2 separate regions of the Homo sapiens genome follow, and region 1 is linked to region 2. A link is a contact called in ENCODE POLR2A ChIA-PET data. All regions are on one chromosome and are shown on one strand. Each heading gives the region's core, a stretch centred on a gene start or an enhancer-like site at or near the end of the contact. The rest is flanking DNA. Distances are from core to core; before and after follow the strand shown.

Region 1 (3,609 bases), core at 339-2,838, about 14 Mb after region 2:
CAGTATCCTAATATGGCATAATTCAGGGTGGCATTTCTCCAACTCTTTCATTACTAACGAGCTATTTTAAACCAAAAGTGATTCAAGTGTTAAAGTGCCTTTTACTTGAATATCTCCCAGGCTTAAACGATCACGAATTCATAAGCGTTGTTAGTTCAGAAGGTGGCTGAGCAGGCCCCCGGAATTCAGTGTCAGCATGCCACAGGATCTGAAGTTCAGGAAAGGTGTAACAAAAAGGGATTTTTCTTTTTTCTTGAGACAGAGTTTCGCTCTTGTTGCCCAGGCTGGAGTGCAATGGTGTGATCTCCGCTCACTGCAACCTCCTCCTCCTGGGTTCAAGCGATTATTCTGCCTCAGCCTCTGCAGTAGATGGGATTACAGGCATGCACCACCACACCTGGCTAATTTTTTTTGCATTTTTAGTAGAGACGGGGTTTCTCCATGTGTCAGGCTGGTCTCGAACTCCCAACCTCAGGTGATCCGCCCGCCTTGGCCTCCCAAAGTGTTGGGATTACAGGCGTGAGCCACCGCACCCAGTTGAGATTTTTATTTCTTAAAGGAAAGGATAAGGTGGGCCAGGACTAAGACAACACAGTAGCAAACATCTGGCTGAATGCTGGAGAGGAAGACAGTGGGAGATCCAGGCCAGGCTCCATGGACGAACTGCTTGTTGGCTCCTTAGGCTTTGGGTCTGCGGGACCCTTTCGCTACTGGGAATGGGAGCCTGTCTGACTGCACTGGGTCTGAGACTCCCTGCTCCTGCTGGTCACCATCTACACGCATGTGGTGTTGGTCTCCAGGGTTAGAACCAGAACCCCTGAGGACGCGGGAAAGGCTAGGAAGCCTGGGGATGACCTAAAGTCCAGCTATCAAAATGCGCCGCGTTTTCAGAAAAACTACTGCCACGATTTAACCTAAAAAGCTTCATCTGTATTTTCTGCCACAGTTTGCTTCCGTTTCCTTCAGTCACTATTCCCTGGCGAAGTCTCCACGCGCTCCCGTTCGCCGGGGAACTTAGGGTATCCGGGCTTCCCTAAATTGACAAGCGGGGGCCGGCGCCTTCGCCCGCCTTCGCTGGCCGCCGCTTGGTTTGTTCTTCTTCTCCTTCGGGGACTTCTCCGCCCGCGCCCGCGCCCGCGCCCCAGCTTTCGTCCCGCTGTGCGGAGATGCCACCCAGCTCCACCGCAGGACCGCGGAGCGAGAGGCGGCAGACGCGCTCCGGGGGCCGCCGGTCAAGAGGAAGATGAAGGGCGCGACGACTTCGCGGTTTCCAGAATGGGCTCCTTCTGGCCCAACAATAAGTGCCATTTGGAATCTTCTCGGCCTTCTCTGTGCCTTCCGCGCGTCTGGGCTCCCCGGTACCGTAGACCCGGCCCCGAGCTCCGCCCCCTCGCCCTGGGCTTCCCCGCCCCCTCGCCCCCAGTCTCCTGGGCTCTTCGGGGCGGCGGAAGAGCCGAGAACCTTCGCGAAGGTGGGGCGGGCGCCCCCGAGGTTGGGCCCGCGGTATGGGCAGTGGAAACTGCGCATGCGCGGCGTCAGGGTCGGGCGGAAGTTGACGCCGCCGTGCCGCCGCCGCGTGACGCATTTCCTGTTTGTTGTTGGAGAAAGGAGAGAAAGGAAAGCGCGAGGAGCCGCCGCCACCACCAGCGCAGCAGTCCTGGAGCTGTGAGGAGATTCGGGCCGTCACCCTGCCTCCCCTGCGTCCCGCCACCGGCCGCTTCTGTCCTCGGTGAGGGTCTGTTCCGAGGGTCGGGGGAGGTCGCCTAGGGCCCCGCGCGCGCCCGGCAGACGGCGGACCTCACCCGGCGCCTGGCAACAGCGCGGGGGGTGACCGGGGTCGCCGGCCGGGGAAAGGACTGGACGGGGCGGGGGCCGTGGCCGGGGTTGCGGGGCGAAGGGTGGGCGGGGTCCTCTGGGTCAGGTCTGGGGCCGGGGCCGGGGCTGGGGTCTGGGGCCGCCCGGCCGCGTCCTCCCCGCCCGGCGTCCTTGCCGGAACGCGGCCCAGCCTCCGCGGCGGCGGTTGGGGGTGGGGCCCGGCCTGGGAGCGGCCGGCTGGGGCTCGGCTGGGGCTCGGCGGGGCCGGCAGCGTGGGAGGCGTGGAGCGCCTTCTTTTTCTAAGGCTCCCGCACTCGCGTCTGAAACCAGAAACGGGAGTGGCTTGCGGAGCAGGAATGCCGCAGCCGTGCCGCCAAGTTCGGAGGGAGAAGAAGCAGGTGGGGGACCGCAAAGCCCTGTTTCTAGAACTCCGGACGGATTGTTCAGAAGTTTGTGGAAGAGCAGGCTGCCTTTCTCACTCAGAATGTTTGTCTGCTTTGCTTTGCGTTAAAGAATCTGCACCGTAGTTGATGCAACTGAAGTTTATATAAGAAGTTTACATTAACTCTTACCTAAGGAAGGTCAGTGACACACGCAGTGTAAACTGCAAATCATATATTGGCTCGAGAAAGGTTTTGGCACTAGCGAATTTTTTAAAGGATGGGTTTGCTAGTCAGACGTAAACTTCTGTGCTAACTTCTCACGTAAACGGGGCAGGAAACAGCGCAAGTAGAACGATCGTGCCACCACCGAAGGGGTGCCGCCTGCGAGCTCGGAGGCTTCAGCCTGTTTGGGAAGAGTAGGCTGAGCGGCGCTCTTTGTAGTTTTCAACGTTTTTATTGAGTTGCGAATTTTAGTAAGGATTTGTCGCTACAATTTAAGCCAAATTATTGATTTAGTAGAAAAGTTAGAGTGAAGACCGAAGAAAGGAAACAGACGTTAACCATTAAAGCTTGATTGCTGCTGCTTCGTGTTTAACCGCACTTTTCCAAATAGTGTTGCGTATCAGAACGATTCATGATTTCTGAAAGGAATTATATGCAGCCGCCTTACTCCTCCGCCAGTCCACCCGTCCCGCGTTCTCTCTGGGTTTACTCCAGACTTCCTTTTTTTTTTTTTCCTGAGACGGAGTCTGTTCTGTTGCCCAGGCCAGAGTGCAGTGGCGCGATCTCCACTCACTGCAACTTCCAGCTCCCAGGTTCAAGCGAGTCTCCTGCCTCAGCCTCCTGAGTAGCTGGGGTTACGGGTGCTCGCCACCATGTCCGACTAATTTTTGTATTTTTAGTAGAGACGGGGGTTTCACCGTGTTGGTCAGGCTGGTCTCGAACTTATGACCTAAAGTGATCGCCTGCCTCGGCCTCCCAAAGTGTTGGGATTAGAGGCGCGAGCCACCGCGCCTCGCCGACTCCAGACTTGTTTCCACTCCTGAGGGCCTTAAGCTCCCTTGGAGTTTGTGCTTTCACATTTCTTTCTGCCTTCCGTGATAAAGGGATGAATAGTTTTTATGCACGCTTCAGCGAGCTGCGGGTTTTTGTGGATTACGCAGGCTGTGAAATTTGGGAAGTAAGTTGCCTTAAGTTGGTAGATGTGGAGATTTGACAGGAAGTGGGAGAACAAAGGGGTTGGGAAGCTTTTGGAAAGTGTCCAGGCTTCATCTGTGCTGTGGAAGGTGAGAAAGTTGGGAATTCCAGAGGGCAGAGCTCTTAAAGAATTTGAGATGAGTTCAGCACTCTCTTCAAAACAGTGTTTTAAAATTTATTTTCTTCTGGATATGAAAGTGTTAGGTTTGGGAAG
Region 2 (3,434 bases), core at 292-2,791:
ACTCCTGAGCTCAAAGCGATCTGCCCACCTTAGTCTCCCAAAGTGCTGGGATTACAGGCATGAGCCACCATGCCTGGCCCCTTTTCTGTATGCTTTTAGTAATTCATAACAAAACGGTCTACACATATTGATCTACATATGTTGATAAGGCACAATCTCCAACATATATTGTTAGGTGGAAAAAGCAAAATATAAAGCATTATCTATGGTATGCTCCCAAATGTATAAAGAAAGAGAGCCTGTATATATTATGTTTGCATATTTATGGTCTCTCTCTGGGGAGGGGGTACCCAGAAATAGTTGGGAAAGAGATTGCCTCATGGGAACGGGACTGAGAGACTGAGGTTTGGGGATATAAAAAAGACTTACTCTTTATTATAATTTTTTCCCTGTTGAATTTTATACTAAAAGTGTAGATCATTTTTTAATTAACTAAAATAACTATATTTTAGTAATCCATATATTTAATTTTTATGTTTGTTTGTTTGTTTTTTGACGAAGTCTCGCTCTGTTGCCCAGGCTGGAGTACAGTGGCACGATCTCAGCTCAATGCAACCTCTGCCTCCCGGGTTCAAGTGATTCTCCTGCCTCAGCCTCCCAAGTAGCTGGGACTACAGGTGCGTGCCACCATGCCCAGCTAATTTTTGTATTTTTAGTAGAGACAGGGTTTCACTATGTTGGCCAGGCTGGTCTCGAACTCCTGACCTCATGATCCACCTGCCTTGGCCTCCCAAAATGCTGGGATTACAGGCGTGAGCCACCATGCCCGGCACATACATTAATACTTTTTCAGATACTGTCTTCTTCTTCTTTTTTTTAAAGACAGGATCTTGCCTTGTCACCCAGGCTGGGGTGTAGTGGCACAGTCGTAGTTTTCTGCAACCTCGAACTCTTGGGCTCAGACAATCCTCCCCCATCAGCCTCCCAAAGAGCTAGGATTACAGGCAGGCAACACTGCACCTGGCTAATTTTTTAATGTTTTTTTGTGTGTAGAGACAGGGTCTCACTATGTTGCCCAGGCTGTCAGATACTGTCTTTAATTGTTATTTAATTATTTCATATGCATCTCTTATCTCTCTACCCATATCAGAAAATCCTGGAGACCACAGTCAAATATGTTACCTCTCCTGGATAGATGCCCTTAGAAGTTAGCACAGGGCTATGTACAATGTAGTTACAAACAAATGCTCCATGGTGAAATCAGGTCCCAGTGACAGGATGGTACCCCTCGCTGGTCCCACACACAGTTGTGCACATTACAGTCAGACCCAGACTCACTTTGGCTGTAGTTCCCCAAGCTGGAGGAGCAGTGTGGGAAAGGGGTGATATACGTGGGTTTATTTTCACCAATTTACAGATTAGTAACCGAAGCTCAGAAAGGTTAAGTAACTTGCCCAAGGTCACACTGCTAGTAAGTGGTAGAAATGAGATTTGAAAACCAGGGTTGGCCAAAACACATGTGCTTAAACTGCACGGCCTCCTGTTTGCTAGTATTTACAGGCATATCCATGTGGGACTCTGCTGTCACTATCTGTAGACATTTCTAACAAACACAATGCTCTTTTTGTTGTTGTTGCTTAGCAACAACTACACTCAATTTCTCAAATTCCAGAAGGTTTTTGTGGCTTAATGCCGAGTATCTGAGCTAGACTGACTGCCTCAACCCCATTGTTCACTCAGTTCTTGTTTAGCGAGCTTTGTACAATATTAAAACTAGTTGATGGGGTAAGTGCATGTATTTATCCTTACATACTGGAGGATTTATTATTTTTTGAAAGCATTTCCATCTAGAAAATATCAATGTTGCTCACCTATGTCATGATAAACCATTTATCCACCTTCCTTACACATTTTGGAGAAGCTGTGACTAAGGCAATTTCTGAAGGGGAAAACACACCCAGCTGAATTAAAAGGTCAAGGTTCTGAGTTTCCTTCTAACTAAAGAAATCGTGTACTTTCTCTGAGCTTGTTTCCTCTGTAAAATGAAAGTGATAATCAGGCAGCCCAAATGATTGTTAATAAGGATCAAATGAGATCGTGTATGTGGGTCCAATCAATTGATTCTACACAAAGGTATGTATCTATTGTCACTGATATCTTTTTAGAAGTCACCAGCAGTGTGTTGTATGCTTATTCAGTTTAAACTGATCTATTTTTTAGTTGTCTTAATCAGATGATAAAAGGTAAGCCTTCCAATACAGAGCTTGCAATCTTCATTTCCTTATCCTGCCTTATATGTCAATAACCTTAATTTACCTTCTGATCATCTCCTTGGCTGCCCGTGCTGTCTGAAAATCAGCCTTTTCTTAAAATGGCAAATAGTGGGGAAAAGTAGCATCTAACCACTCCTCCAGAGAAGGGCAGAATAATGATTCAGAATGCCTCTAGTGTTTTGTTAAATTATCATTTGAGAGCAGCCCAAGAGAGCATTTAGAGTGGGATGGTGTAGTGCTTAAGAGCCAGGATTCTGGGTTCAGACCATGGGTTCAAATCCTGACCCCACCCTTAATTAGCTACCCACATACCTCAAGTTTCTTACCTCATCTATAAAATGGACATAATCACAGTAACTACCTCTTAGTATAGCATACGTATTTTAAATCACTTAATTTGTGTAAAGTATTTAACACAGTGAGGAGTATGCACAAAACATTCTACACATGTTGATACTATAAAGCACTCCCAGATTCAGAAACACAAAAATCACAGAAATACAAAGCCACAGAGACAAGCACACAGTGGGAGGCAATAAGCTTGACTTCTCCCTTGTTCTCCTTGCCCTTCCACTTCCCTTCACCGTCAACCACCCAAATGAGCTGGGAAGAGTGGGCAAGGAGAAGTCATTCCATCTCCAGTAGGGTTTGTCAAAGGCAGGCAAGTAGAAAGTGGATGACAATTGAATTAAGTGATGCATTCCTGTTTTGCTAAGGATATTAAGTTGACGAAGAAATAAAGGAAAGCAAAACCTTTGGGAAGCAATTTGGCCATATGCATTCGGGACAATAAAAACTTTCCTATTGCTTGTCTCTTGATAATGACATTTCTTAAAATTCATCCTGAGGAAATAATCCAAAACAAAAGGAAAACTATACATAAGATGTTTATTGCATTAGTTTTTAAACAGTTTTCTTAAGGTGTGAAAGGAAAATAAATCTTGGGATCCCAAACTTACTAAGCCAGAGGGAAAAGTCAAGCTGGGAACTGGGTCATGCAAACCTGCCTCCCATTTTGGTTTCTTTGGTTTTTTGTTGTGTTTTGTTTTTGTTTTTGTTTTTGTGTTTTGAGACCAAGTCTCACTCTGTCACCCAGGCTGGAGTGCAGTGGCACAATCTCGGCTCACTGCAACCTCTGTCTCCCGGGTTCAAGCAATTCTCCTGCCTCAGCCTCCCGAGTAGCTGGGATTACAGGCACGCGCCACTACACCGGCTAATTTT

The links. ChIA-PET counts read pairs that join two places held with the same protein, here RNA polymerase II (POLR2A).
Region 1: POLR2A ChIA-PET joins it to region 2 with 10 read pairs in activated B cell. The contact joins the promoter of DNAJB6 here to the enhancer-like site in region 2. POLR2A ChIA-PET finds 5 or more read pairs at or near these places in 2 of 52 experiments (activated B cell and endothelial cell of umbilical vein).

What each region holds. Positions count from the first base shown.
Region 1 is chr7:157,335,416-157,339,024 of GRCh38, forward strand. DNAJB6 (DnaJ heat shock protein family (Hsp40) member B6) reads left to right here and starts at 1,589. Exons shown (of 10, transcript NM_058246.4): 1 at 1,589-1,729. RefSeq lists enhancers at 1,037-1,539, 1,540-2,043, 2,772-2,821 and silencers at 1,302-1,461, 1,652-1,861, 1,922-2,111.
Region 2 is chr7:143,277,975-143,281,408 of GRCh38, forward strand. The region is part of intron 2 of TMEM139-AS1 (TMEM139 antisense RNA 1); the gene reads right to left. Among named protein-coding and RNA genes, the nearest start is that of TMEM139, 5.3 kb to the right of the region's middle. Within about 2 kb of position 1,542, at least 9 of the 41 ENCODE cell types and tissues checked have a DNase peak (open chromatin) inside an H3K27ac peak, as active enhancers do.